Linked DNA regions of Homo sapiens: region 2 is linked to region 1. A link is a loop called in an ENCODE intact Hi-C map of the cell type or tissue named here. Cell type or tissue: HCT116. All regions are shown on one strand. Each heading gives the region's core, and the rest is flanking DNA. Links, peaks and the distances in the headings are about the cores only. Region 1 holds the start of MC3R (melanocortin 3 receptor). Region 2 has its middle 190 kb from the start of DOK5.

Evidence for each region. Hi-C counts contacts between places; a loop is a spot of excess contacts. Peaks named below come from ENCODE experiments on the same cell type or tissue, not always from the same donor. Only the 100,000 strongest peaks of a DNase experiment are listed, where the experiment ranks them.
Region 2: a loop joins it to region 1, with 8 times the contacts of the local background. A loop is called at or near these places in 3 of 110 quality-filtered maps.

Annotation. Positions count from the first base shown.
Region 1 is chr20:56,238,933-56,254,499 of GRCh38, forward strand. MC3R (melanocortin 3 receptor) reads left to right here and starts at 9,800. Exons shown (of 1, transcript NM_019888.3): 1 at 9,800-10,883. The coding sequence starts at 9,912. The coding sequence ends at 10,883. RefSeq lists a silencer at 9,201-9,270. In HCT116, for the core only: CTCF peaks have their summits at 9,211 (motif pointing right) and 10,609 (motif pointing left); DNase peaks (open chromatin) are centred at 9,239 and 10,619.
Region 2 is chr20:54,659,236-54,674,802 of GRCh38, forward strand. No RefSeq gene overlaps it. Among named protein-coding and RNA genes, the nearest start is that of DOK5, 190 kb to the left of the region's middle. RefSeq lists an enhancer at 2,691-3,195. In HCT116, for the core only: a CTCF peak has its summit at 9,506 (motif pointing right); no DNase peak of the experiment used is centred there; H3K27me3 peaks cover 54 bases.

The sequences.
Region 1 (15,567 bases), core at 4,832-12,831:
AGTAAGTGACATGATCACATTTGGATCTGGAATAGAGCACTGTGCTACCGCATCTAGAAAACAATTGAAGGAGGGTGAGAAGAGGAAAGGAGAGACCAGCAGAGGACTCATGCGGGGGTCTAGGCAAGATATAGTGGCAGCCTAAGCTGAGATGGTGGGGATGGATTCAGAGGCAATTTCAGAGGTGAAACGAATTGGATTTGCTGACAGCTTAACTACTACAAGTGAGGGATAAGGAGGTATTCAAGATCCCAGCCTTTCTGATTTGTACACTTGGATGGATGGTGCAGCCATTCACAGAAGAAGGAACACTGGAAAAGAACCAAATATAAGGAAGAATAACACAAATTCAGTGCCAGACATGCAAGTCAGGACTATCCATGTAGAGATGACAGTTAGAGAAATGGTCTTGAGCTCAGAGAAGGCTGCACTAGGGGAATAAATTTGAAAGTCAAGGGCATATAGCTGAATGTTGGAGTGATGGAAAGGATGAAACTACATAGGAAGAAAAGATTGAAAAAAGAAGGCAAATTTGAAGGAAGTCAGCTCTAAGAAACCTCAATCATTAATGGTGCGGTAAAAAGGATGAACTTACAAAACAGGGGAGAGAAACAGCAGCCACAGCAATAGGAGGGAAACCAGGGGAATGTGGTGCAAGAGAAGCCAAGAGAAGAGAGTGGATTTAGAAGGAAGGAGTAGTCGAGAGTGCCGAGTTTAGCTAAGAAGTCAACTCAGGCAAGAGTGGAAAATGTGCATAGGATTTAATGACAAAAAGTTCAGCAGTAACCCTTGCAAAACCTGTCTCTATGGAGTGACCAGGGCAGAAGTCAAAAGTGAATGGGTTGAAGAGTAAAATGGAAAAGAACGGAGAAACCCACTATTGACAATTCTTCCAAGAACTTTAGCTGGGGAGGGGGGGGGCAGAAAGTTGAGAAAGAGCTGCAAGAATAATATATGAGCAAAAAGAAGAGGTTGAGGTTTTTATGGGAGAGACATAAGCAATTGCACATCAAGGTCTCAGCCCATCTTTTCTCAGGCAATATTTTAAAAGCGCAACTAATTCATTCAATACGTTTGGAGAAAATATCCACTACGAGGCTTCAACTTTCAAAAATGGTTCACTTGATTAACCCTAACTTAGGATGAAGAAAATTGATCTGAGAAGTCCCTGAGACAATGGCATGCTCTCCTATTCCAAAAATTTCAAGAACGTCATCTTCCTAAGAAGAATAATGCCATAATCTCTTTAAAATGAATTTTAGTTAAACTGTCTCTTAAAACAGAAAAAGAAAACAAGAAAACTGGAAACTTTTTCTTTTTGGGTGGCAAGAGCAATCAACAGCATAAAATTCTGAAGTAGGCTTCAAAAAAAGGGAATAGAGAACTACAAACTACTGCCCAATGAAATAAAAGAGGAAACAAACAAATGCAAGAACATTCCATGCTCATGGATAGGAAGAATCAATATTGTGAAAATGGCCATACTGCCCAAGGTAATTTATAGATTTAATGCCATCCCCACCAATCTATCAATGACTTTCTTCACAGAATCGGAAAAAACTACTTTAAAGTTCATATGGAACCAAAAAAGAGCCTGCATTGCCAAGTCAATCCTAAGCCAAAAGAACAAAGCTGGAGGCATCACACTACCTGACTTCGAATTATACTACAAGTTTACAGTAACCAAAACAGCATGGTACTGGTACCAAAACAGAGATATAGACCAATGGAACAGAACAGAGGCTTCAGAAATAATACCACACATCTACAACCATCTGATCTTTGACAAACCTGACAAAAACAAGAAATGGGGAAAGGATTCCCTACTTAATAAATGGTGCTGGGAAAACTGGCTAGCCATATGTAGAAAGCTGAAACTGGATCCCTTCCTTACACCCTGTACAAAAATTAATTCAAGATGGATTAAAGACTTAAATGTTAGACCTAAAACCATAAAAACCCTAGAAGAAAACCTAGGCAATACCATCCAGGACATAGGCATGGGCAAAGACTTCATGTCCTCCAAAACACCAAAAGCAATGGCAACAAAAGCCAAAATTGACAAATGGGATCTAATTAAACTAAAGAGCTTCTGCACAGCAAAAGAAACTACCATCAGTGTGAACAGGCAACCTACAAAATGGGAGAAAATTTTTGCAATCTACCCATCTGACAAAGGGCTAATATCCAGAATCTACAAAGAACTTAAACAAATTTACAAGAAAAAAATCAAACAACCCCATCAACAAGTGGGCAAAGGATATGAACAGACACTTCTCAAAAGAAGATATTTATGCAGCCAACAGACATGTTACAAAATGCTCGTCATTACTGGCCATCAGAGAAATGCAAATCAAAACTATAATGAGATACTATCTCCCACCAGTTAGAATGGCAATCATTAAAAAGTCAGGAAACAACAGGTGCTGGAGAAGATGTGGAGAAATAGGAACACTTTTACACTGTTGGCGGGACTGTAAACTGGTTCAACCATTGTGGAAGACAGTGTGACGATTCCTCAAGGATCTGGAACTAGAAATACCATTTGACCCAGCCATCCCATTACTGGGTATATACCCAAAGGATTCTAAATCATGCTGCTATAAAGACACATGCACACAAATGTTTATTGCGGCACTATTCACAATAGCAAAGACTTGGAACCAACCCAAATGTCCATCAATGATAGTCTGGATTCAGAAAATGTGGCACATATACACCATGGAATACTATGCAGCCATAAAAAAAAAGGATGAGTTCATGTCCTTTGTAGGGACATGGATAAAGCTGGAAACCAGCATTCTGAGCAAACTATTGCAAGGATAGAAAACCAAACACCGCAGGTTCTCACTCATAGGTGGCAATTGAACAATGAGAACACTTGGACACAGGGTGGGGAACATCACACACTGGGGCCTGTCATGGGAGGGATAGCATTAGGAGATATACCTAATATAAATGACGAGTTACTGGGTGCAGCACACCAACATGGCACATGTATACATATGTAACAAACCTGCACATTGTGCACATGTACCCTAGAACTTAAAGTATAATAATAATAATAATAAAAGGGAATAAAGTCAAAGCTGGTGACTATGAGAATAAAATGTCAGTCCAGATTAAAGGAACAATTAATGATGACTGGAAGCTGAGAGGATGTTCAATCATGAGCTGCACAACCTAGAGCTCACCAGAGTCATTAGCTTTGGATGGGTTCTTAGAACTTCCAGGGAATCAGAGAAGGGCCTGGAGATTAGAAATGGGCTGCACATACTGTATGTTTCACAAGCGTTAATTTTATGTGCTTTCAGAAAGGATGTCATTCTAGTCAACATTGTGAAAGGATACATCATTGGTGATTCTTTTTTTTTTTTTCATTTTTTTCTTACTTTTAACTGACAAGTGAAAATTGCTTATATTTATGGTATATAACGTGTTGATATACATATACATTGTGGAATGGCTAAATCAATCTATTTAGCATATTCATTATTCATTCTTTATGTGACTATAATATGTTAAAGACACAAGGAATACAATCACAGTTACTTGTTTTAACGACTTTATTACGGGTATATTTGCATACCATAGACTTTACCCATTTTTAGGATACAAATGAGTGATTTTTAGTAAACTTGCTGAGTTGAGCAACATCACCATTATCCAGTTTTCTAACATTTTCATCATCCCAATAAAATCCCTAATGCCTGTTTATAGTTATTCCCATTTCCACCTCTAATCCCAGGCCACTACTAATCTGCTTGTCCCCATAGATTTGTCTTCTCTGGATATTTTTTAGAAGTAGTGGCATACTGTATGTTGTCTTTTATGTCTGACTTCTTCCACCTATGTCATGCTTTTGAGGCTCATTCATATGGCACATGTACCAATTTTGTATTCCTTTTTATTGCTTAATAGTAATTTATTGTATGGATATACTATATTTTGTCTGTCTAGTCATCATCTGATGGACATTAAGTTGTTTGCATTTTTAGCAATTATGAATAATGCTTCTATAAATATTCACTTTCAAGTCTTTGTGTGGACATATGTTTCTTCTAGGGTAGACATTTAGGGGAGAAATTGCTAGATCATATGGTAAATTTATGTTTAACTTTTAAACAAACTTCCCATTTTCCATAATGGCAGTACTGCGATAGTACTTTGAAGCTGCCTACTGCATCTCCTTTAAGAATATAGAAGTATTGTGCTAGGTGCTGGCATATAAAGATGAACAAGTCAGTTTCTGCCCATAAGCATTATACAGTCTAATAGCCAAAATAATTATAGATATAATTACAAAGTTGAGGAAATGAAGTCGCTTCCTTTTCTGTCTAACTAGTAGAGTCTACTGGGGTTTTACATAATTAAGATTGTCTGAAACCAAAACAGAGAAAGCTAAAGGCTTCTTCCTTTCAGACACGTATTAAGTACTTGATATATTTCTGACAGAAATCAGAGCTAAAGATGGCCTTCTGCCAGAAGTTGAGTTCAGCTGCATGAAACAGAAAATCCCACATAATGAGAGCTTAAAGAAATAAAGGATTATTTTTCTGTGATACAACTTGAAACCTAAAGGTAAGCAATTCAGGGCTGGGACTACCTCTCTCTAAAGTCATCTGAGATTCAGAAGTCTTTCAGGTTTGGGCTCCACATTCACAGGATCAGGCCCTTGTCTTCACACTTATAAAATGAGGGATAGAGCTCCAGCCTTTACATCATCATTCCAGGCAGTAAAAAGGAGAAACAGTCAAGAGCAGAAGAGTTTGTGCCTGTTGAAGTTTGCTGGCTGGGTTACTTGAATTGCCTCCCTGGAACTTCCATAGAAGACTTCCCTTACATCACTGTCAAGTATTGGATCATGTAGCTACCTGGTCTTCAAGGGAGGCTGGCACATTAGTATTGCAGCTGGACATGCTCTTGCCCCAGTAAAGCAGGAGTCCATTGGTGAGGAAGAAGAGAATAGGTATTGTGTGGACAACCCACAGCCCTGACTTCTAGGAGTAAGTAATCAAGCAAGGGAAAGAGTATGCCAAAGAAGCCTGGTGCACAGGAGGTCTTCTGTAGTCCTTAATTTGGACCCTATTCCCCTAAAGCTGAACTTGTGACAGAGACTTGGGAGCATGTAATTTATTTGAGAGGTGATCCTGGGAAACAGGTCTGAGGGCTTAGAGAGAATGAGATGGATACGGAGCAAAAGCCAATTATAAGACACATTATCAAGCAGTTGCAGTAGGTGATGGAGGTTCAGGGGATATCTGGGAAGCATACACAGCATCTGCCATTGTCCACCTGCAGGATGGGGGAGCTGAAGAATGTATCTATTGCCTCTGGCCCTCATTAGTTGAGCGTTGCCCCTGGGGTCATTTACTCCCCCCTCATTTCCAGGTTGAACTTTGTCAGATGAGGAATGCCACACACACACACACCAGGGAAGACTCTGGGGCAGAATGTGTTCGTCACCCTTAAAGTGGCACCCTGGCAGTGTAAGTTGAATCTGAGCTCCCACGGAACTGGGGGAGCTGTCCAGCAAACGGCTGTTGAAATCAGAGGTAAGCTGGGTGCAGGGACACAGGCATCAGCAGCATCTGCCCCTCATGAAAAGTTCATATTTATAATAAAATCTAATCGTTGTGTTCTAACATGACTGCTGGCCAAACTGTCCCCCTTTTCGTGGCATGGATGTGACCTCTAATTATGCAATATTCTGCATGTCATTTTTAAAACAGCTTTGTTGAGATAGCGTCAATATACCATACAATTCACCTAAAGTGGACAATTCAATGGATTTTTAGTGTATTTTAGTATTTTCACTAATGACTAATCATATTGAGTCTTTTTTCATGTGCTTGTTGGACATGTGATATCTTCCTCGGTGAAATGTCTATTCAAATCCTTTGCTTCCAATCATTAAATTGGGCAATATGTCTTTTTGTTATAATATTAAATTGTAAATGTTCTCTATGTATTCCAGATACATGTCCCTTATCAGATATCTGATTTGTAATTACTTTCTCCCATTCTTTGTGTTGTCTTCTCATTTTTGTGGCATCTTTTAAAACACAAAAGTTGTTAATTTTGAGGAAGTCCAATTTACTTTTTTTTTTTTTTTTTTGAGACAGTGTCTCGTTCGCTCTGTTGCCCAGGCTGGAGTGCAGTGGTGCAATCTCAGCTCACTACAACCTCTGATACCTGGGTTCAAGCAATTCTCTTGTCTCAGCCACTCGAGTAGCTGGGATTATAGGCGTGCACCACCACACCTGGCTAATTTTTGTATTATTAGTAGAGGAGACAGGGTTTTGCCATGTTGGCCAGGCTGGTCTTAAACTCCTGACCTCAGGTGATCCACCTGCCTCAGCCTCCCAAAGTGCTAGGATTACAGGCATGAGCCACCATGCCTGGCCCACTTTTTTTTTCTCTTGTTGCTTGTGCTTTTGAGAGTGGGGAAGGAGTACTGAACCCTGTCAGCTTGTCAGCAAGGAGAAAGGGTGGTAAATTAGTGTATGAAATTTAAGAAAAGCTGTAAAAAATAGTTGACATTTAAGCTGGATCTTGAAGAATAAGGAGGGTATACCAGTCACAAAATTGAGGAAGAGCTTTTCAGGCAAAGAGACCACCTGGGTTCATTATCTCCTAGAATAAGAATCTCCTTGTTACATTTATTATAACTGATTCAAAACAGACACCCCCACATATGCCAACAACATACGGTAAACACTGACAGAGACTGTCATGTCCTACAATTGTTATTAATAAAGCCAATTCATTCATGCAAGATTCAGTTAAAACGTAATGCTGCATCTGTGCAACTCCCCCAGGAAAGTGGGAAGTAGTGTTTGGAGAAGACCAAATAAACACTCATGAGTGATGATGATACCTCTGAGGACACAGATTTTAAGTACTAGGTCCCAGCTGCTCTCTTTGAAGGATGCACACGACCAGAGAATGAAAGCAGGAAAAGGTGGTCAGTGCTCAGCACGTGCCAAGCACAGAGCAGGAAAAGACCTAGTAGATAATGAATGGTCCCTGCCTTATAGTCTAGCTTTACATGTATGACTCATGCCCTTGAAACCACAGACTGGATGTGACCCTGAGGGTAAGAGAAGTTCCCAAAAGGATTAAGAATGTGTTTTTTTCCAACCTAGAAGAATGGTGGCTTGGCATCAGAAATTAAGTCGTTCTGTTGAAAATAAACAGAAGTGGAAATGTATATTCAGGGCAACTTAAACTCATGCTCTTGACAAAATATTTTTTTAAAAAAAGCAAATAAACAAAAGTATTTCTCATGCCCCTCAGTTCATAGACAGAAACTCATACCAACAGGCTTTTTTTTTATTTTAGTAAGAACTGCCAAATGGTGAAACTATTCACAAACACTAGAAATGCATGAGAGTGTCCTCCCGATATTCTTACCTGAATTTTGCATCTTTTTATCTCTTGTCAATCTAGCTGGGAAAACGATATTAAAATCTCATTTTGACTGGCATTTCCCCAACTTCCTAGATGGCTTCACATCTTTTCATGTTTATTAACCATTTGCATCTTCTCTTCAGTAAATTATTATTTATATCCTTTGCCCAATTTTCTTAGGGGTAATTTATCTTTTTCTAGTTAATGTGAAAGTAGTCTTTGTATGTAAGAGATAGTAACTTTACCTATAGCAAATATTTTCATTCTGTTTTTCTTTTAACTTAGTTCAGGGTGTTTTTCCATACTAAATTTTGGATTGCTCATCTTGCTTAAGATCTTTCCACCCCAAGGATCCTAAGTTTTCTTCTATTTCCATATGCATATTTTTAATATTTCTCACACCTACACACACATACATAGTTACATGGAGAGATGGATCATTAATTCACCTAGAATGTGCGTGTGTGTGTGTGTGTGTGTGTGTGTGTGTGTGTGTAGGGATGAGAAGACTCAGTGTTTTCTGAGTTCATATGATCTACATGGGGAATCAGATCTAACATGGACCAAGTGTTAAACCATACTTCCAAGAACAACACTACATTAGTAGGCCACCTGCTAACTTCTGCCTTTCACATTTTCCAGCTTAAAACATCTCCATCCTCCCCATTATGTAAGAAAGAAGTACAGGTGTTTCTGACTGCTCCCTCTCCCATGATCCCATAACCCATCAGTTCTGAAGCTGCATTATCCAACCTTCTGAATCTCTCTGACCACCCTCCAAGTCTTCCAAGTCCCCATGGCCACTCCCTTGCTCCAGGCCACCATCATCTCACCCTGGGTCTTTGCAACACCCTCTGCCCCGGACTCCCTGGCCTACATGCTCAGTCTGTCTAATTCATTCTCCACCCTGCAACCAGGAATATTTCTAAAATGCAGACCCCATCTCATTCCTGCCCTACCTATGTTTCTTCCACAGTCCCCATTGCTGTCAAGGTACTGTCCAAATTCTCACATCTGGCTGAGGCTGTCCTTCAGGATTCAGGCACCTCTCAACTTTTTAAGAAACTGTGCAGCCTCATTTCTCAGATTGTGTCTCCTATTTCCATGCTCTGACCAGAGCAGACTACTTTCAGCACTTTCAAAAGCCCAAGATTCTTTTTCAGTGGAGCTCAACTGTGACTATGCCCCAGCTCACCTGTCAAAAATTGCAAACACACTTGTTCAGGTCTTACACCTGGGTGATTCTGACTCCGCGGGTCAAATGGGATCTCCACATCCACAATCTGTGATGACTTCTATGGCCAGGGTGCTCTCTGCCTCCAGGCTGCAGACGTGTGATTCCCTCTGCCTGGAGTCCTCTTCTACCTCCTCCAGCTCCAGCCCCCACCCCACCACCCACCCCAAACTGGATATGACCTCTTCCTCCTTGAAGTCAAAGCATAGGTGCTCCTTCCTCCAGGAACTTTGACAGTCCGGGTTAGGGCTCTTCCTCTTTGCATCCCTGGTTTCCTGGACTTTCCTGATTCAAGCATTTATTGATTCCTCTTCTTCCACCCCAGACTCTGAGTTCGGGGAAGCCTGAGATAGTGGCTGTTGTCTTGCTCACCACTGTATTTCCTGCACTCAGCAGAGACCTGACACATAGTAGGCGCTCAATAAATGTTTGCTAAACAACAACAACAAATGAATGAACTAACAAATAAACAAACAAATGAACAGATGAGTGGATGCCTGTGGCAGTTTCCATGACAAACACAAAGGGCTAAGCCAAGCCAGCAAGCAGACAGCCGTGCGGCCTGCAGAGGGCACTAGTCTGCTTCTTAATCTCCCTGCAGAATCCTCAGGGCCAGGTACCTGCTGTCAGTCAGAGAGGTGCCCGATGCTCAGTGGTCATTCTGCTGCGCTGAAGATTAAGTAGGAGTTGTTTGCCCTTGGCCAATATGAAAAACCTGAGTGTTCTCCCTTCACTTCTAGCGACAAGTAACACATCCCCTGTCTTGCCATGAAAAGAGCTGTAACTGTAGCAGCCGGTGGCAGGTTTTCTGTTCCCAGGTGGGGAAGTGAGGAGAGACAAACAGAGGGGTGAGAGGGAGACAGAAGGAAGACAGCTGGTAAGAGACCCTATGGTGTATTTTTTCTATGTAAACAAGATAAAAACTGCTCCTCCTGGAACAGCAAAGTTCTCCCTATGTCTCCAAGCTACAAACTTGCATGCTAGCTACTAACTAGCTACTCTCCCTCTCTCTCTCTCTTCCCCCTTCGCTCTTTCTCTCTGTGTGTATGTCTCTCTCTCTCTCTGTCTCTTCCTCCACCCTCTCTCACTATCTGTCTCTCTACCCTCCCCATCCTTTTATTCTAGAGGAGAATAAACTCTAAGGCCAGATTGAATGAGCATCCAAAAGACGTATCTGGAGGGAGATTTTGTCTTTCCTGTGAGCAGCAGCAGCTTCCTACGGACCCTGCTGGAGCCCCAGCTCGGATCAGCCCTTCTGACAGCAATGAATGCTTCGTGCTGCCTGCCCTCTGTTCAGCCAACACTGCCTAATGGCTCGGAGCACCTCCAAGCCCCTTTCTTCAGCAACCAGAGCAGCAGCGCCTTCTGTGAGCAGGTCTTCATCAAGCCCGAGGTTTTCCTGTCTCTGGGCATCGTCAGTCTGCTGGAAAACATCCTGGTTATCCTGGCCGTGGTCAGGAACGGCAACCTGCACTCCCCGATGTACTTCTTTCTCTGCAGCCTGGCGGTGGCCGACATGCTGGTAAGTGTGTCCAATGCCCTGGAGACCATCATGATCGCCATCGTCCACAGCGACTACCTGACCTTCGAGGACCAGTTTATCCAGCACATGGACAACATCTTCGACTCCATGATCTGCATCTCCCTGGTGGCCTCCATCTGCAACCTCCTGGCCATCGCCGTCGACAGGTACGTCACCATCTTTTACGCGCTCCGCTACCACAGCATCATGACCGTGAGGAAGGCCCTCACCTTGATCGTGGCCATCTGGGTCTGCTGCGGCGTCTGTGGCGTGGTGTTCATCGTCTACTCGGAGAGCAAAATGGTCATTGTGTGCCTCATCACCATGTTCTTCGCCATGATGCTCCTCATGGGCACCCTCTACGTGCACATGTTCCTCTTTGCGCGGCTGCACGTCAAGCGCATAGCAGCACTGCCACCTGCCGACGGGGTGGCCCCACAGCAACACTCATGCATGAAGGGGGCAGTCACCATCACCATTCTCCTGGGCGTGTTCATCTTCTGCTGGGCCCCCTTCTTCCTCCACCTGGTCCTCATCATCACCTGCCCCACCAACCCCTACTGCATCTGCTACACTGCCCACTTCAACACCTACCTGGTCCTCATCATGTGCAACTCCGTCATCGACCCACTCATCTACGCTTTCCGGAGCCTGGAATTGCGCAACACCTTTAGGGAGATTCTCTGTGGCTGCAACGGCATGAACTTGGGATAGGATGCAGGGCCATGGAAATGATCATCAGTCGGGTCACTTTTGACTTTCCATCCACGTGAGGTGTTTAGAAAGAAAAATATATATACTTAGAAAATATAAAAATGTGTTAACAGCCATGATTGTACTTGTCGTTTGTTTTTAAGTTTACAAAGCCTTTTAAAGGGGAAAATTGGTGAACAACAGATTCTCTGAAAGGATTCCAAGATGGGTAAGTCACAAACTCTGATTTCCCAAATAGTCACTGGGAGAAATCAGCGAAGGCTTCTCTGCATGCTCTCTGCACTCATTTCCAAACACCCAGGGTGTGCGACGCCTGTCTGCTCATCTGCTCCACACCCACGTCTTCATGCTCCAGGCCAGACCAGACTGAAGGATTCTCATGAACAATAAGGGTGGTTCAGATCTCTTGCAAGCAAACCTGTTACAGCTACGACCTCCTGCTGCCAGCTACACGGAGAGATAGCTTTGCACTTATAACTCCGTAGGAGACTGAGTTCTACTCTATTATTCTATTTACAGTTAGACAATTGTCTCTTTGTGAAAGGAGCAATGCTATGCCGTTTTCCCCTTTTCTTACCCCCATATCCCTTCAGTTGTCCCCACCCCCAAAGGTAGCATGAGGATGTAACCCACTTCTATTTTTCTGTTGTTGTGTTGGTGTGTGTTGTTGTTTTGTTTTTATGGATTAAATCTAAGACAACCTTCAAAACTCTAACGAAAGAGAGAAAGTGCTTTGGACAATCAGAATATACTTGTGTACGTGTATTTTGATACCTTGCTATTTTAAGGTATAGATTAATCTTTTTAAAATAACTTCTTTTTTTCTATCATTTACTTTTAGCCTTTAAAACAAGAAAGGAAATCATGGGTTGGGGTACATGTATATACGTGTGTGTGTGTGTGTGTGTGTGTGTGTGTGTGTGTGTGTATCACAAGAAATTGCTTTACTGTAGCTTAAGATAGTTTGAGAAACCGTAGAACCACTGTGTGACTTTCTTGGGAGCCCTTGTTTTTGCTTATAGTAATTGCATCTCTATCACAGGACTTCTTCAATATTATCTATGAAAGAGAAAGTTTTTTTGTTCTTTTCCCTTTTTGCTTGGCATTGTGTTAAAGTTGAGTGACCCTGTTATCAATGTCTATATCCTATCAAGTACAGGAATTCATTCCTGGGAGCAAAGGGTGAGACTGGCTGACTAGTGCTCGCATTGTCAGATCCTTTTCTGCCCAAGATAACTTCAATTTGTGCTTTCTGGCTGTCCCCATATCTCCCCCTGTCACAAATTCTTATATTAAGCTGTGTCTTGGGGTGCAATTGTGTGTTTATCTTGCACTAGCATATACTGGGGTTCTTTAATACTTGAAGATTTTCTGCTAATATAAGCAAAACCATTCCTTTCTTGCTTTGGTTATGATGTTTGGAAATAATAAAAAGCTTTTATGGCTGCTAAACGTGTGTTACATTGAAATACACCCTGGAATCATTCTGGTGACTCCTGCACACGGCCATGGTATGTTTCACTGCAATTCAGTGATGACTTTGTAAGTGGCATAAACAGCTCCATTGATCACAGTGCTAGTCTTTTCTAGGGCAATGCCTTTTAGCCAAACTACAAAACTCTCCCATTTAGTTTCCAAAAATACCAGGTTTGTGGTTCCCGGGCCACTGTCGTTCTCCATTATTTTAATCAAGACACTAAATTACAGGACTTTCCATGGCCGCTCAGTGGGTAAATGTAGAGAATGGGGAATCTAATTACTTGAAAGTGATATGAATAGCTATAGGGATTATGTCTTTTTTCTATGTAAACAAGATAAAAATAACTTACTTTTCACTCTTATATCAGTTTTCACACTATTTCATTTTATCCCATTAGCAAACCTCTAAAATAGGTGAGTCATTTTACAAATGAAGAAATTTAGCCTTGGAGGGGTGATATGGTTGTCCAGGAGCACCCACCTAGTTAGGGTCATGGTATATTCTGCATCCTGGGGCTGATGTCCTTTTGCACCAATATGCTGCTGCCAGCAGGTTTTCATCATCAAAACTAGTCCCCCTCTCCTCCCTGTATGTTTTAGCTTGCAGGGGCACTTCCAAACTGGAAGGCCCACGAGCATCACCTGGGATCCTGTGCAAGTGCAGAATCTGATTCGGCAGGTCCAAGGTAGGGACTAAGAGTCTGCATTTCTAACTCCGACAAGCTCCTCGGGGACGTGGCTGCTGGTTGGGGGTCCCCATCTTAAAGAGCAAGGGCATAGAGGATTTTCAAATGAGTATTATGCGAAGTAAAAGTACTCTTCTGCCTAGAATGCTGACCCCACGCCAGGGACTGTGCTAAGCACTTCACAGGCATTTGCTCCTTGTGATAACCCTACCAGGTAGATACCATGGTTATCCTGATTTTGCAGATGAGCTATGTGAAACTCGGAGAGGTTAAGGAGCTTGTCTATAGGAACTCGGCCAGCAAGTAGAGATAGGGAGATTCAGGCTGGCCAGCCCCCACCCCCAAATCCAACCAGTGTCCTAGCCCCTCTCATGATGACACAGGAACCTTTGAACTGGGACCCAATGACTTGGGAGCCACGTGTCGCCATGCAGAGAGAACTTGATGCATGTTTCTACCACACACAGGTCCAGATGTTCCCAGCAGAGTTTCCAGAGAGATGTCATAAAAATCAAAAGGCACAATTAATTCTTTAACTTGCTATAAATTTTCCAAAGTCTGTGAGTAGCCCTGGGGAGTGCATCAAAGAGGTAAGTTACTAAAGCATCCGTTTCCCTAGTGAACAACCCTGAACGCTGGGGTGCCACTGTCTCCTCCGCGACCACTTTCTCAGATTCTCAAGTGGGAACTCACCAGATGTTTTAAGCGGCAGGACAGTCATGTTTGAAAATGCTTAATTGTTGGAAGTAAAAGCACACCATGATTTTAGCTCATCTGTTAATTCATTTATCGATTTTCACCCCCATCCCCAAGGCAGAATCCCTGCAGTACTTGATTCTCTGAGTCCTGAGAAGTTGTTGCCTGTTGTCCTTATTTAAGATGAACTTTTGAATTTAATTTTGAAATCTTTCTATAGAGGCTGGGTGCTAAAACATACGCTAGCCTCTCTGGCTGAAAACATTTTTTAATTCACGCTCACCTCCACTAAAATCCATTCTCCACATAGCAGCTAGTGCAATTATTTAAAAATATAAATCAGATTATATTACACTTCTGCTCAAAACTCTTCAGTGTCTCCCATTACCTTTTGAATAAAAGCCCAGTTCCTTACCCAGCCCTGCTAAACTCTAGTCATCTGATCTCTTCTGCTAACTCTCCAGCCTCCCCTTACACCATGCCTCTGCCCCGCCCCAAACCAGACTCGCATTTGCCATATGCTCCTCTCTGCCCCAGGGCCTTTGCAACCACTGTTCCCCCTGCCTCGGGTCTCTACCTCAGATCTTCCTGGCACATGCTCCTTCTTATCAGCCTCCAGCCCAAATCCTCAGAGATGCCTTCCCTGACTGCGCTCTCTAAAGGAGGACCTCAGTCACTCACACCATCACTGTTTTATCACAGCTCTTATTACTATTTTATATTTTCTTGTTAATTTATTTGATTAATTCTCATCAATCTCTCTCACCAGAAAGTAGTGCCTAGGAGATAAAAATAGTCAATAAAAATATGTGACTTTATTAACACATTTAAATATGAGCTCAAATCTAACCAAAGAGAATATAGCACACTGGAGATTCTCAAATTTTGGTGACTGTCAGCACCATGTGAAGTTTGAGAAAGACAGCCTGTTCCCTGAATCTCATGATCCAATAGATCAGAGGTCATCTCCAGATATCTGAAAATTTTAAAATCCACAGGTGATTTTCCGAGTTTGGTATACACGGTGTATGATGTACACCAAACTCAGAAAACCACCAAAACCAACAAGTTCTGATTATTATCCTTAAAGAATAACAAAAATCAACACCTCAGGAGCTTACATGTCTGCCCTATCACCCCTTCCTGTCATCCTTTCAGGTCGGGGTGTCACCTACCTTAAATTAATGTTGGATCATCCAAAAACCAAGGCAAATCTAGAAACTTGGAAGAACCAGATAACGAAATGCAGAATACAAGATAAACCCTTCAATCAGAGAACTCAACCTTTCATATCTAAGAGCATTTATTTAGGAGCCAAATCAACAAAAATAATAACAAAAGACATGATATGGTGTTTATTATGTGGCTGATACTTTACTAAGCACCTAGGTATATTAACTTATTTAATCCTCGCCAAAACCCCGTAAGGCAGGCACTTTTACCTCTTGTCCTATAGATAAGGAATCTGTGGATCACAGACGTGAATCATCTTGACTGTCTTGACCGATACTACTCAGCAGGGATGAGGCAGAGCTGAGATGATTGGAAAATGACCACTAACGCTACAGGCTTAAAGAAGCACTTACACATTGAATCCACTTTTCTTTAATCATCAGAGATGTGGATAAAAACCAACACACAAGGACACCCAAGGCGGTAGTGCCAGCAAGGGAAAAAAAGGCTTTGGAGGAGGAGCCAGGCAGCGCTGGGTGTGCATCCTTAGGCAAGTCTCTTGACCTCTGGGCACCTCATTGGCTTATCTGCAAGGTGGGAGCTCCACCTACTTACATGGCAGCAAGCAGCTGTGATGATTCAGTGAAGTA
Region 2 (15,567 bases), core at 4,644-12,643, 1.6 Mb before region 1:
CCAATGTATCAGGAAATAAATACTGATTACATTGTTTGGATTTAACAGCTTAATAAATGGAACTGCTAGATATTTCTTTTGGCCTAAGAGTACTAGGAGAAGTATCACTGTGACATTAAGGGCACCATGAACAGGGAAAGCAGGAAAGCTCCCGCTCTGCATTGCCTTCTGCCTGGGGACAGCCCTGAGATGCAGGTTCTGTGGCTTGAGTGCCTAGCCCTGTATAGGACACACAAGCAGGGCTGGTTTCATGGATGTGCAACCCAGGCAGCTGCACAGGTCCCCATGCTCAGAAGCGTCCCACACTTGATTTAATGCTCTGCTGTAACCTTCTTGAAATTCTCAGTGTTTCCTTCTTTGAACTTGTGTTTTATAAGTAAAGTCTGATGGAATAATGGAGCCTGCCTGTGAGCAGAAGAGATATCTGCAGACTGAGTGAGCGCCTTGCAGCTTTATTTGCATGTAGCATTCACGATGCCCCATGAACACAGAATTCCAGGGGACCTGAGGTGCGTGGCAGTGAGTCCCAACGCAAATACAAACTATGAAAGGAAAATAAATCTTGGGACACCAAAATCATGAAGCCAAAGGGAAAAATAGTCAGGCTGGGAACTGCTTAGGGCAAACCTAACTTCCACTCTATACCTAAAATGATAGCTACTAAGATAAAACAGCTGCATACTTCCCTCCCTAGGAATTTCCTTGTGGACAAAAGATAGACAGAATTCAAAGTCATCCCTCTGCTCACTGAGATAAACGCATATCTGATGGCCTCCTTTGGAATGGCTAATCAGAAACTCAAAAGAATGCAACCATTTGTCTCTTACCTACCTATGACCTGGAAGGCCCCTCTCCGTTTCAAGTCCCACCTTTCCAGACTGAATCAGTGTACTTTTTTTTTTTATTTTTTATTTTTATTTTTGAGACAGAGTCTTACTCTGTCACTCAGGCTGGAGTGCAGTAGCGCACTGCAACCTCCGCTCCCCGGGTTCAAGCAATTCTCTGCCTCAGCCTCCCGAGTAGCTGGGATTACAGACATCCGCCACTACGCCCGGCTAATTTTTTGTATTTTTAGTAGAGACGGGGTTTCACCACGTTGGCCAGGCTGGTCTTGAACTCCTGACCTCGTGATCCACCTGCCTTGGCCTCCCAAAGTGCCGGGATTACAGGTGTAAGCCACCACACCCGGCCCCAGTGTACATCTTTCATGTATTGATTGATGTCTCATGTCTCCCTAAAATATATAAAACCAAGCTATGCCCTGACCACCCTGGGCACCTGTCATCAGGACCTCCTGAGGCTGTGTCATGGGCGTGTGTGCTAAACTTTGGCCAAATAAACTTCCTAAATTGAGACCTGTCTCAGATACCTGGGGTTCAAAAGGGAAGTATGTCACCTCTGTCGCTGAGTAAGAGGGGCCACGGCCCCGAAGCGGCTTTTCCTTTGAATCAGAGCTTGCTTCAAATGCAGAAAGAAGGCAATGGCATTCTAAGAAATATAAACATCTGAGGAAGCCTATTTCAACCTTTCTTACGTACATTGCTTCCTCGTACAACACAGAAGGAAAAGCAAATCTGGAGCAACCCGGATTTCCTTCCTTGTTCATCAGTAAGCCAGTGGTAGTGTTACTGGAAAAGGGTCCCAATCCAGACCCAAACAGAGGGTTCTCGGATCTCACACAAGAAGGAATTTGAGGTGAGTCTATAAAGTGAAAGCAAGTTTATTATGAAAGTAAAGAAATAAAAGAATGGCTCCTCCATAGGCAGAGGAGCCCTAAGGGCTGCTGGTTGCCCATTTTTATGGTTATTGATTATATGCTAAACAAGGGGTGGATTATTCATGAGTTTTCCAGGAAAGGAGTGGGTGATTTCTGTAACTGAGGATTCTCCCCTTTTTTAGACCATGCAGGGGAACTTCCTGACATTACCATGGATTTTGTAAACTGTCATGGTGCTGGTGGGAGTGTAGCAGTGAGGACGACCACAGGTCACTCTCATCGCCACCTTGGTTTTGATGAGTCTTAGCCCGCTTCTTTATTGCAACCTGTTTTATCAGCAAGGTCTTTATGACCTGTATTTTGCAGACCTCCAATCTCATCCTGTGACTTAGAATGCCATAACTATCTGGGAATGCAGCCCAGTAGGTCTCAGCTTTATTCTACCCAGCTCGTATTCAAGATGGAGTTGCTCTGGTTCAAATGACTCTGACAGTGGAGTGTCGGTAGAATATGCATGTATCAAGTAATGAGATGCAAAGAAGTGGGGTAGTTCTATGCAGCATTTCTGCTGTTTTGGCAAGAAGAGAACACATAAGCAAGTATATGAGCTAGGAAAAATGAGCTGTGTAATTTTCGTGATTCAGCACATGAATTACATGTTCTTATATTAACATTTAGAAAGGACATTATACAATATAAAGGTAAATGGTGAAATTCATGCCCATAATTTAAAATTTCAGTTTTTTGTTTTTACTTATGACATCAAATAGCAATAAAAAACCTACAATGACAAGTTGAGAGGAAGAAAGGAAAAATGTTTGTATTTTAGTTCCTTTGACCCACTTTTTTTCCTGCTTTTGGAACAGGAAGTTCACGTTTTCATTTTACACTGGGTCTCCTGATTCCGTAGCCGCCCTGTCCTGAAGGTGCCCCTTGAGAAGAAGGCAACTGAGCGGGACTGGGGATTGTTCGTTGACTTTTTCTGTCTCTTTTGTGCTTCTTCATGTGGCTCCCACCCAGGACTGATGCTCGCCTTTTAAAACTCGCAGTCCAGTCATTTAATAATTGACCTCGGTTGAGGACAGAAGCCACAGGGTTCCTATTTTAATCAAATCCTCAAGCCAGTCACAGTGACTGCACAGAGCTAAATGCTATAGAATTATTTTCCTCATCACTGAATTCCTTTTAGAGTTGTACCTTCAGAACAAAGAAAGAAAGAGGATCATTTGGTTATCAAAGGGAGCCAGCCCCCCAATTTATTTTCCTTCAGCTGTCATGCAAATTTCAAGCGGAGCCCTAGCAGGATGGCTTTGAAGATAAAGATCACAGTGCCGTCCGAGGGAGGCTTCAATAGGGTTTCTGATGATCCTCTGATTTACTTGGAGAAGGAAGAAAAGAGCAGACAACAATAGGAAGAACTCAGCTCTGAAGACATAAAAGCCAGTGTCTAATTCTGGTCCTCTCTTTGCCTGGAGGAAATGTCAGTTAATAGTGAGAGGGTCAGACAGGGCTAGTCTAGGATTTCCCCAAATGTGTTCCATGAGATGCCAATTGAGGTTCCTAAGACGGGGAGAAAAAAAGTTTGTTCTTAAGTGAATTTTTGGTAAGTGTTGAGTCAAACCAAGTACTTCGCAGAGTTGTTGGAGCCTTACATTTAGTAAACAGTAGGTCCAATGCATATAAAAGATGCAGTGTTTTTCTTGCAACCAATTTGACTGGTGGTTGTTACATCAGTAGTTTCTTGTTTCCTGTTGGGACTCAGAAAAATAATTAAAAATAATTCAGTAGCTTCCAATAACTAGGAGGTGAGGACAGGCCTTTACTCTCAAACATGGCCATCAATTAGTGGTTTCCAGTGCAAAATGCACCACATTTCCAGATACTTGCTAATAACCATTTGTCAGCAGACACAAAGACAGTGATATGGGCTGAGCAGTGAGCTCTCTGTACTTTCAGATGTTCTGCTTGCATTGCATGGGAAAGATTTCTTGAGGCCGATAGGACAATATTCTGGCAGTAACATTCAGCTGAGTTTCCAGCTGGAGGTGGAGGAGTTCAAATGAAGACCAGTTGGGAATTCTAAGCTTGTGAGGGCACCATTTTGCAAGTGAAGGTACTTGCTGGGGCCCGCAGGAGCTGTACTCCGTAATCCCCCAAAGAATGGGAATGTCCACAGTGTTTCTAGCTATTCCATTTATCCTTGCATACCCTTTATTCACCAAGAGCGCACTTCTAAAACCCACTTTTTCATTAACAAACTTCTGGTGTTGACAAGGAATAAAAATAGCAGAAGCCACTTCTGGAGTAAGGAGTTTTGATTCCTGTGTTTCGTTTGAGTTTTTCTTTTACCAAATGCCAACTCACAACTCCTGGAATGTAAATTTCCAATTAGTGTCTTTGTCGTCTTTGCTATTTTAAACTAAATTGTAGATCCTAGAATAGTTTTTGAAACATTGGAGAATTCTTTTCCTTGAAATATCTTTTAGGGTTGAGATTCCAAGGACGCCACTTTAGGAACTGTTGTGTGGGAGGAAAGACTTGTGCTCTGAGAGACCTCTCAGTTATAATGTGGTTGTGTTACATTGATCGTTGATTGTTTTCTCAGCTTGGTAGTGATAATAACTTTTTAAATGCCTTTCAAGGAGCTATAGGGGAGAAAAAAAATCTTTCTTCACTTATCACTAGGCTTATGGCTCAGACCCCTATGACAAAAGACAGATTAGCAAGAGAAAAGCATAATAAATATATTTAATAGAAACGTTCCCTGACATGGGAAACTTGATTAATAAAAACTCACAGACCCAGGGAAAACTATTTTTACAGATAGTAAGAAGTATGAATGGAGGACAAAAGGGTGTGATCCAATAGTAATAAACTCAGGGGAGCTTAGCAAGGCCTGTTTGTTCCAATTCTTCTTGGTTTCCCTGTGTGATGTTCCTTCCCTCTGGGTATAGGGCAGGACATCTGTCACAAGAGGATTTTCAGGGCAGAAGAGAAGGAGAAGGTAGAGACTGACCTTCCTGGATTTTATGGCCCTCAGAGAAGAAGGGACAAGGGGAATGTTAGTTTCTATGGCCTGCTTTAGGGTAGAAAGTGACAAGAGAAGGTCAGAGAGATCTTTCTGCTTCTGTTCTTTTTTCAATATCCAAGGTGCCAGATTTTGGGGTTACCATTTTGTACACCCCACTAGTACTATAAGAAAGAGTCATGGCTGGGCGCGATGGCTCACGCCTGTAATCCCAGCACTCTGGGAGGCCGAGGCAGGCAGATCATGAGGTCAGGAGATCGAGACCATCTTGGCCAACATGGCAAAACCTTGTCTCTACTAAAAATATGAAAATTAGCTGGGCTTGGTGGCACATGCCTGTAGTCCCAGCTACTCGGGTGGTGGAGACAGGAGAATCGCTTGAACCTGGGAGGGAGAGGTTGCAGTGAGCTGAGATGGCACCACTGCACTCCAGCCTGGCGACAGAGCGAGACTCCGACACAGCAAGAGTCAGAATTGGAAAAATTCCATAGGTAGCTGGAATGCAGGGTATCTGATCCAATATCATCATCTGTAAAATGATAGCTACTATTCTATCTCAGAGGCTAGTTAAGATCAAATGAAGTTATCTGTATGGAAATTCTTTGGCAATTGTAAGATGATCAGGTGTGAGGTGCTTTTATGGTTCGTTCCAAATCAAATGCCTCTCCTCATCATGTCATGCAGACTGAAATGAAAGAGTATGTATAAAATAAAAGATGCTCATGGTCTTATACGTAAAGACACCCATAAATTCCATGTTGTAGGGGAGGGACAAAGGGAATTAGTACTTACTGAGAAGGCGCTTTGTTCCAGAGATTTTTTTTTTTTAATAATCCTACTTGATGCTCATGTACGCGTGAGTATTTTATTTTCAGAGGAGGAAATTGAGAGAGGGGGGAAGCACTCAAATTTTGATAGCCAGGAAGTAGGAATGGTCTTGAATTGAGCCAGTCAGAATTCTAAAACTGGCACTATTTCTACCACACTGTGAAATCTCGTTATTCTACTTGGCCTTGGTGTTCCTTGCTGTACAATGGGGCAATTCTGGCTACTCCCCCAGAGCATGCTAGTGGGAAAAATAAGTGAGTTTTTCATTATGACAACTTTGGCCCATCATTTTTTAAGGCCAAGCATCTAAGTAATAATTGAGCCATCCATCAGCATTAGTAAGAGGCAGAATACTTTTTTTTATTTTAACTAAGAAAATTAGTTATTCTTATATTTCAACCAGGGGCCAAGTTCAAATGCGTATGGTGGCTGGGTAGGAAATGGTCCACGTGTGAGGTTGGGCCTACCTGGAGGGCAGTGGGGTCCATGGAGACTGGGGAGCAGAGCCCCTGTCGAATGGGCAAATTCACTCAAATCCGGCCAAATGAGGCTATATGGGAATGTGGGGTCCCAAAGTTTCTAAATCTTCAGTTTTTGTTTTTGTGTTTTTGATTAATTAGAAGCTAGAACTTCTAGTGTGTGCAATGTCCCAGTTTTTAAGAATTGAAACTAATGAAAAAGAATCTTGTGTTGGTTAATACCTTGTAGGTCAGAGAATAGAAGAAAATGTCAGTGAGCCAAAATCAGCAGTAGGCCTTCCATTTAAACCCTCCAAGTTAAATTGGGTTGCTATGGAGATTGTTAATTGTATATTAGCCATTAATAATATTATTTTATAAGTGGAGAGAGACAAAGTGATGCTTGTGTAACATGGTGGCACCTACTGACCATATGATTCCCAGGGTAGGGTAAGGCGATCTTTCTTCCATTAATTCTGCTTTTCTAATCAGTTAATATTTTTACTCCTTTTTTTTTTCCCTGAGACTTTAAAGCTCTGACCCCTTAATTCATCTTCTTTAGCACCAACAGTGTGGGGAGTTTCATAATAGCCTGACAGTCCAGTAAATACCTTTGTCCAGATGTTACTAATAGACTGATAGATGTGAAACTTGATCACAGTTATCTGGAAAGACTGAAAATGCCGTGACCTTAGTCTTTGCATGAAGGTCCCTTAAAATAGTTTTTGGTTTTTGGTTATGAATCAACCTTCTTATAGAAAACCAAACTGATGGAATTATTGCTTTTGTGCTGTAACATTATTTGATATGTAACATCTAACATCTGTCAAAACAGGAAAGTTATCTCTTCAAGTGGCAGCAGCAGATTGGATGCAACATTTAAGCAATGACAAATGGTTGTTGAAGTCAAGTGACTTAGAGAAAGAACTTAAAGGGAAATAGAAAATAGAGACTTTCCTCATGGGAGGTTGTGTCCCTGAAGGTTAAAACTATGTGTCATGGAATTCAGATTCAGACCTAAGTCTGAATCTCACCTTCTGCCACTTATCAGCTGCATAAGTTTAGATAAGTAACTTTAACTGTTGTTTGTTTCCTCATCTCTCAGATAATTAAAACAATGCCTAACTTAGAATGTGTTTAGGATTACTTCATGAAATAATAAGGCCCTCAGATAGGATCTTTCATAGAATTGGTCTCAAGAATGTTATCGGTTTTGAAAAAAATGGCTATTGATATGGTTTGGCTGTGTCCCCACCCAAACCTCATCTTAAATTGTAGCTCCCATAATTCCCATGTGTTGTGGGAGGGAGCTGGTGGGAGATATTTGAATCATGGAGGTGGTTTCCCCCACACTGTTCTTGGGGTAGTGAATAAGTCTTAGAAGATCTGATGGTTTTATAAGGGCAAACTCCTTTCATTGCTTCTCATTCTTTCTTGTCTGCCACCATGTAAGACATGCCTTTCACCTTCCACCATGATTGTGAGGTCTCCCCAGCCACTTGGAACTGTGAGTCCATTAAACCTCTTTTTCTTTATAAATTATCCAGTCTCAAGTATATCATTATCAGCAGCATGAAAATGGACAAATACAGCTATGTAGCGGGAAAAAAATCTCTTTTCCTTACCTGTGCTGAAGTTCATGGCTAAGACTCCTGTCACAAAAGACATATTAACAAGAGAAAAGTATACAAATTTATTTAATGTGACACAAGAGGCTTCAAAATGAAGACCTTAAAGTTTTACATGACACAGGAGATTTCAAAAATAAAGATTTTCTAGAAAAAGGAAAACCTGTATATTTTTATGGACAGTCACATAGAAGTATAATTGGAAGAAAAATGTGATCCAATGGTAATAAACTGGGAGGAACTTAGGTAGGCCTCTTTGTTCAGATTCTTCTTGGATTCTCTGTGTGACATCCCTCCTATCAGGTCTTTGAGGGAGAAGGGAAGGAGAATGTCAGTGACTTTCCTAGGTTTTATGTCCTGTTTCAGGAAAGATGAGGTGGAAAGTAAGAGATACCTTCCTGCTTCTACTGTTTTCACAAGTGCTAAGGTGCCAGATTTTGGGGTAGTTTTCTGAGCACCATCAGTTATCAATTTTGAGGATTGATCAATAGTGAAGGGTTCCTGGCTTCCTAAATACTTACTTCCTATACTATGTCATTTCAATGCTAAAAAATTCCAAATCAGATAGGATAAAACATTGGCATTTACTATCATAATGCTCTTCTAAACAATCAGCTTCATAGAGTTCTAATTGACATAATATCTGGTCTTTTGTAAGTGTAGTTGAGGAGTTTTGGCAAAGGTACACAGTGACATAACCACTGTCACAAACAAGATATCAAGATTTAGATCATTTCATCACCTCAAGGAGTTTCCTCCTAAATCTTCATAATCAACTCCCCCCACCCTTTGGCCTTAGGAAACCATTTATTTGCTTTCTCACTCAATTGTTTTGTCTTTTCTAGAATTTTATATAGATGGAATTATACAGCATGTACTCTTTTTAAAACTGTGGGGTGAAATCAATTTAATGTGTTGCAACCATCATTCTCTAAATAAGACAGAAAATATCAGAGTGAATCACACTTGATAATGGTGAGTATGTTTTGTGAAACTTTGTTTTCAGTGTGTATCTCTTCATGTATATTTCTCTGTGTCCTGAATCATAATATAAGCTCTATTCATCACTGATAAATGGAAACAACTTTCACCTATTATTTGAGCCAGTTTTTTTTTTTTTTTTTTTGTCCAGAGGACTAGAAATTGGAATGACAAGAGCTGATATATCATTGTGTGTTCTCCTTTGTGCCACAGAAGGTGATGAGGAATTATCTCATTTAATCCTCCCTACAAGCCTATTAGGAAAGCACATCTGCCTTTTACAGGGGAGGAGCCTGAGGCTCGGGGAAGCTAAGTTCAAGTTCTCATAACTGGTGAGAATAGAAGCTAAAGTTGAAACCATGGGCAGTTAAGAAGCAGCCTGGACATGTGGCTGATAAGACTGGAGAAGGGGAAGGATTGGCATACAAATATAACTATGTATTCTCTTGGCTGTTATTAGATTATCAAATTGCTAATGGACAAGTACTAAGTACTAAATGCCAATCCCGCCACAGGATGCGGCAAGTCAGAGCAGGCAGAAAGGTGTGTTTTCTGCCCACAGATAGGATATAAAGTTGTCCAGAACTGGGCAGCAAAGAGTGTGGGCTTGGGTGATAGACCCGGACTCCAGTTCCTGTTCTGCTGCTTACAGGTTCCTTGACCCTTAGCGGGACCTCGGTCTCTCTGAGGTTCAGGTTCCTACTTTGTAAAATAGTGATTTGTAGGACTTTGTGAGGAGTCAGATAAGGTGGGCTTTCTCCCCCTCGGCATTATTGATCACCTGAGCTGGCTCATTCTCTGCGGCGGGGGCTGCCCTGCGCACTGCAGGGTGCTTAGCAGCATCTTTGGACTTCACCCACTAGATGGCAGTAGCACCCCCACCAGGTATAATCACCGTAAACAAAATTTCCCCAGTTGAAAACTACAAAAATAACTCATGAATAAAATGTCCCTTCCCGGCTGGCTGCAATGGCTTGCACCCGTTGTCCCAGCTACTCCAGAGGCTGAGGAGGCAGGATGGACTGAACCCAGGAGTTGTGAGTCTTGCTTGGGCAACATAGTGAGACCCTGTCTCTAAGAAAAGAGCAAGAAAAAGAAACAAATACAGTGTCTACATCTACAAGTCACATGGACAAATGGGATCATATCAAGTTAAAAAGCTTCTGCACGGCCAAGAATCCCCTTCTCTTTTACCGTCATAAAATGAAAGTTCTGTCGCATATCAGCAGATAACAGCAGATGGAGGAGTAGGGGACCAGCTGCCCAAGCAGCAAATGGACTTCGGCTCACATGGCCCAACATCTCTGGGGGATCTGAGTGAGGCAGCACTGAGTCCTGGTAAGGAGGTTGTGTTTCAGAGCCAGCCTGCCTGGGTTTGGGTCCAGGCTCTGCTGCTTCTACTGTTAATCTTTAGGTAGGTTAAACAATTTGCATCTCTGTTTCCTCATTTTTAAAATGGGAATAGCAATCATCCCTTCCTTTTAAAGTTCTTGGCTGGGTGTGGTGGCTCACGCCTGTAAACCCAGCACTTTGGGAGGCCAAGGAGGGCGGATCACGAGGTCAGGAGATCGAGACCACCCTGGGTAACATGGTGAAAGCCCGTCTCTAATAAAAAAAAAATACAAAAAATTAGCTGGGCGTGGTGGCGGGTGCCTGTAGTCCCAGCTACTCCGGAGGCTGAGGCAGAAGAATGGCGTGAACCTGGGAGGCGGAGCTTGCAGTGAGCCGAAATCAAGCCACTGCACTCCAGCCTGGGCGACAGAGCAAGGCTCCATCTCAAAAAAAAAAAAAAAAAAAAAAAAATAATAATAATAATAATAATGTTCTTGCGAGGATTAAATAGTGTAATAAATGTAATAAATGTAAAGTCTTCAGGATAGTGCCTGGTACAGGGCTATCACTCAATAAACATTAGTTTCTATTAATGATATTATTTTAGATAGGTTCGAAGCCAATGCTGCATAAAGATTGTTCTCACCATGACCAACTTATCGTAGCTTTCCCTGGACTTTCCTGCTTATAGCATAGAAAATCCCAAGGCTGGGGAAAAAACCCTTGTACTGGGCAAACTGGGACACGTGGTCGCACTAGTCAGATCCCAGTACAACAGTCAATATTTTGTTGCGTCCTGTCCATAGTTTTGTCCACAAACACTGTGTGATTTCATTACCAAGACTTGTGCTCAGTATTTACAATAACAAAGATACAAAATCAATGTAAATGTCCCTCAGTGGATGAATGTATCAAGAAAGTGTGGAATATATATATACGATGTAATATTGCTTGGCCCTCAAAAAGAATGATGGCAGGGCGCAGTGGCTCATGCCTGTAATCCCAGCACTTTGGGGGGCCGAGGTCAGGAGTTTGAGACCAGCCTGGCTGACATGGCAAAACCCCATCTCTACTAAAAATACAAAAATTAGCCTTGAGTGGTGGTGATTGCCTGTAATCCCAGGTACTCAGGAGGCTGAGGCAGGAGGATTGCTTGAACCTGGGAGGCAGAGTTTGCAGTGAGCCGAGATCATTCCAGCCTGGGGACAGAGGAGAGCGAGAATCCATCTCAAAAAAGAAAAAGAAAAGGAAAAAAAATCATGTCATTTGCAGCAACATGGATGGAACTGGAGGTCATTATCATAAGTGAAATAAGCCAGGCACAGAAAGACAAATATGGCATGTTCTCACTTATATGGGAGCTGAAAAATTGATCACATGGAGGTGGAGAGTAGAAAGATAAATATCAGACAGGGAAGGGTGAGTGGGATTGGGGAGGAGGATGAAGAGAAGTGGGTTAAAGGGTACAAACATAGTAAGATAGATGGAAGAAATTATTTATTCAATAGCAGAGTAGTGACTATACTTAAAAATGTATTGTACTTGGATAATGGACACCCTGAATACTGAATACCATTCATAACTACACATTATATACATGTAACAAAATTTTGCATGTGCTCCATACATGTGTACAAATAAAAAATATAAAAACATAAACAATTGGAAGCTTATAAACAAAGAATTGTGCTCAGTAGCAAGGGTTCCATCATGCTCACGGTCCTATAGGAGAGGCAGCAATCAGCTGGGTTTGGGATCGCCAGGCCAGCAGAGCAGCAAGAGGCATCATGCGGCATACGCCGTGTTTCTATTGAGGGAACAGTACTTCAGGTAAACATCAGCAAGCCGACAAGATTTCTCCAGGGAGAAGTTGATGTGAATGAGATACCTATTTTAATGGACCCAGAAAAGACAACTCTATTGTCTTACACTAGAAAACAAGTGATTTGTATAAACGAATGCAGCCTGGGGAAACGGGTGCCACAGACTTATTAGCTAATGGAAAGCGTAATTTTATATCTACTTCTCAGTTTTCCCAGGCACTAACAGAGGGCAGAGTGGCTTGGATTATCTTGCACTGGTGAAAATCTAAGAAGTCTCCCAGTTTTCTGCTAGGCTGAAACTTTCCTGATCTGAGATCCTTTCAAAGATTTGGTCGTGCATTTAGAGAATCATTTTGCTTTAGATAAATTATGGTTGTTGAAGTTGACGCTGCTGAATTGCCTATGCATTCTCCATGTTCTTTCTTACTAACAACCCTGATTTTGTTTGGGGAAGCAATTATTCTAATTGAAAATACTTTTCCAGATCTGGGGTATCCTGGGACTCAATTACGTCCAATGAGATATAAGCAGAAGTCTCTGCAGAAGACGTCCTTCCACCCCTCTCCTCCCTAAAAAGCTTCTAGAAGTCAAGGTTTTTGTCCTCCGTCCTTAGCACTCTCCCCTGCATCTTGCCTGGAATGCAAATAGGATGCTCAGAGGTGGAGAACCTTGCTTCCGCGAGGAGCAAAGAGGCTTGGTAATGATGCCAGAGAGGAAGTCAGCAAGAGTGTGGGTCCTTTATGACTCCCCATGAGTTGCTGTACCAACTGCGAATGACCACATCTGGACCTATGTCATAGAAAAATCTCCTGTTTGGTTAAGCCATTATAGATGGGTTTCCAGTATATGCAATCAAACAGAATCCTAACAGCCAATAGGGGTTTATTTCCATGGTATTTTGTAAACATTGTGAACAGCAAAACCTGGCAGATATGTGGATTTAGAACAGGTTTTGTGTGTGTGTGTGTGTGTGTGTGTGTGTGCACGGTTCTTTGAGTGAATGGAGTTTTTACACACCAGTGTCAGGGCTGCCTTCTCTGTGAGACACAGTAAGTGCGGTGCCTGGAACCTATGATACTTTTTCTTTTTTGAGATAGGATCTTGCTCTGTCACCAAGCCTGGAGTGCAGTGGCAGGATCACGGCTCACTGCAGCCTCAAAATCCCAGGCTCAGGCGATCCTTCCATCTCAGCCTCCTGAGTAGCTGGGATTACAGGTGCACCACCATGCCCAGCTAATTTTTTATTTTTTGTAGAGACTAGGTCTCCCTATGTTTCCCTGCGTGGTCTGAGGTGATCCTCCCACCTCAACCTCCCAGAGTGCTGGGATGATAGGCATGAGCCACTGTGCCCAGTTTCATGGTACTTTTAAGATCCATGAAAATGTTTTTACTTTCTTCTAAAATCAGAAGAAAAAAATTCATTTTGGATTTTGTCTTTATACCAACTCAGCCATATAATATAATTTTAAAGACCTTTTAATGGAAAAAGGGGCCCATAAAGGCAACAGTATTTATAGCCCATGAATTTATACAGCCTAGGATACCTCCTCATGTCAAAAAGAAATTGGTCTCATTTCTTCTTGTTAATTTTCCATTCCAATTTCTTCCTTCTCTGGATAAAGGAACATATATCTGCATTCAGCAGAGGAGGTGGGGGCACTGGAAAGGCTTCAGCCTTTGACAGAGCTGGGTTTGAACCCCGGCATGACTACACAACTTCTTTCATTTCTCTGGGTATCAGTTTTATAAAATGGATTGATTAATATCATGTATTTAATCAACAACTTGAATGCCCGTGATGTAGAAGTGATTTCTGTAGTGGGGTAGCACTCTTATGAGGACTATAGAAATTGATACATGTGGAACCCAATATTTGGCTCATGTTTGACACTCAGTAAATATTGTTTTTTTAAATCACCTTCCATTTGGTTGTGAGTTGCTTGCCTATTGCACAGTCCAGTTACCTTCTCTACTGCTGTGTGGAACACTGGGATCAGGAAGGTGGCTTCCTCTAGGAATACAGTCCTCAATCTTTGCAAAAGAGCGATCCTTTTCACTTGCGTGTAATTAAGACCCCATGCTTCTTCCCACAGTCATGACCATGAGATTCCATCATTCCTCTCTAATGACTTTGTTCTGTATCACTGTTTGTAAAATGCATTCCCCACACACAGCAATCAGAGAACAGTGTAACATCGGTTAATTCAAAGACCCACTTATTCAACTCTCATTGGAAGAAGCTGTCAGGATTTCAAACATGGTTTTTTGTTGTCGTTGTGGGGATTTTTTTTTCTGCCTTATTATAACTCCCTTGAAGATCAATCTGTGAAAAAAATCAATTGGTTATTAGAAAAATGCACATTTCCCCATTATAATATTATACTGTGCCTCATCAGAGTGCACTGAAGATTTTGTAGTACGTTATAAAAGTGCCAAATATAATTTGTATGTAAATGTCTTATGTAAAGTCTTACTTTTATTTTTCTACCGCATACGGAAAAACACACCAAGTGAATTTGAGGCAAACACAATGATAGATCCCACTGTGATAAGAAAACACCCTAATGCAAAGTTGCCAGTAGGAAAGAAGACCCTTTCCTTGTGTTACTTTGTTTAGAGCCTGTTTGAGAAATATCAGCGCTTCTTTTCTACAGCAGACAGATAACTAAGGTTTCATTTCCTCTTCTATCAAATATGCCCATTTCAACCCATTTGTCTCCTGCCTGGTTCAGGAATTTTTAAAGAGGCACCAGAGAGAATTGTGTGCCATAATATTCTACCCTGGATGGGAATATGATCCTCTTGACACTGCCTTGTTGACACAGAACAAATTAACTCTATGATTGCCAAATCTTTTCCACTTTCCTGTTGTGTGGACAGGGCGTAGCTCAAGAGGCAGCATTGAGGTAAATCCTCATGGGACCATCCTAATGACAGGGTACTCCCTTCCTTATCTGACCTGTGATTGGATGCCTAGAGTGTGCCTGGTAGTGGGCGGGGGCAATTGCTTTAAGAAATCTGGTGGTTTCAAGCTCTAAACACATTCAACACACCATTTAACTATGCATTCAGATAATTTGGGGAAACTATGAATGTCTGAATCTCTCAAATATATTCCTGTTGTGTCTTCCATTTCATCTTTTCTCAACCTATTGTTTTGCTGAAAGCCAAAGTTTCCCAGGGGAGCAGGGAATGATAATTTATGATGTGGTTTAGCTCTGTGTCCCCACCCAAATCTCACCTTGAACTGTAATCCCCATGTGTCGAGGAAAGGGCCTGGTGGGAGGTGATTGAATCATGGGGGTGGTTTCCCCCATGCTGTTCTCATGATAGTGAGTTCTCATGAGTTCTGATGGTTTTATAAGTGGCAGTTTCCCCTGTGCTTGCTCTCGTTCTCTCTCTCACCTGCTGCCATGTAAGATGTGCCTGCTTCCCCATCCACCATGATTGTAAGTTTCCTGAGGCCTCCCCAGCCATGCAGAACTGTGAGTCAATTAAACCTCCTTTATAAATTACCCAGTCTCAGGTAGTATCTTTATAACAGTGTGAAAATAGACTAATTCAATGTATTAAGGGATCACATCCTTTCAGTTAAGAAAGCTCAGAGTAACATATATAATACATTCACTCATGCATTTATTTATTCCTCAAATGTGACTAATACCTTAATATGTGCCAAGCATTTTGTTAGGTTTGGTAGTCTTATGAGTCAGATTATTTAGCTGAGCCTAAAGAGATGACCCCTGTTAGTGTTACAGTCTTAGAATCACAA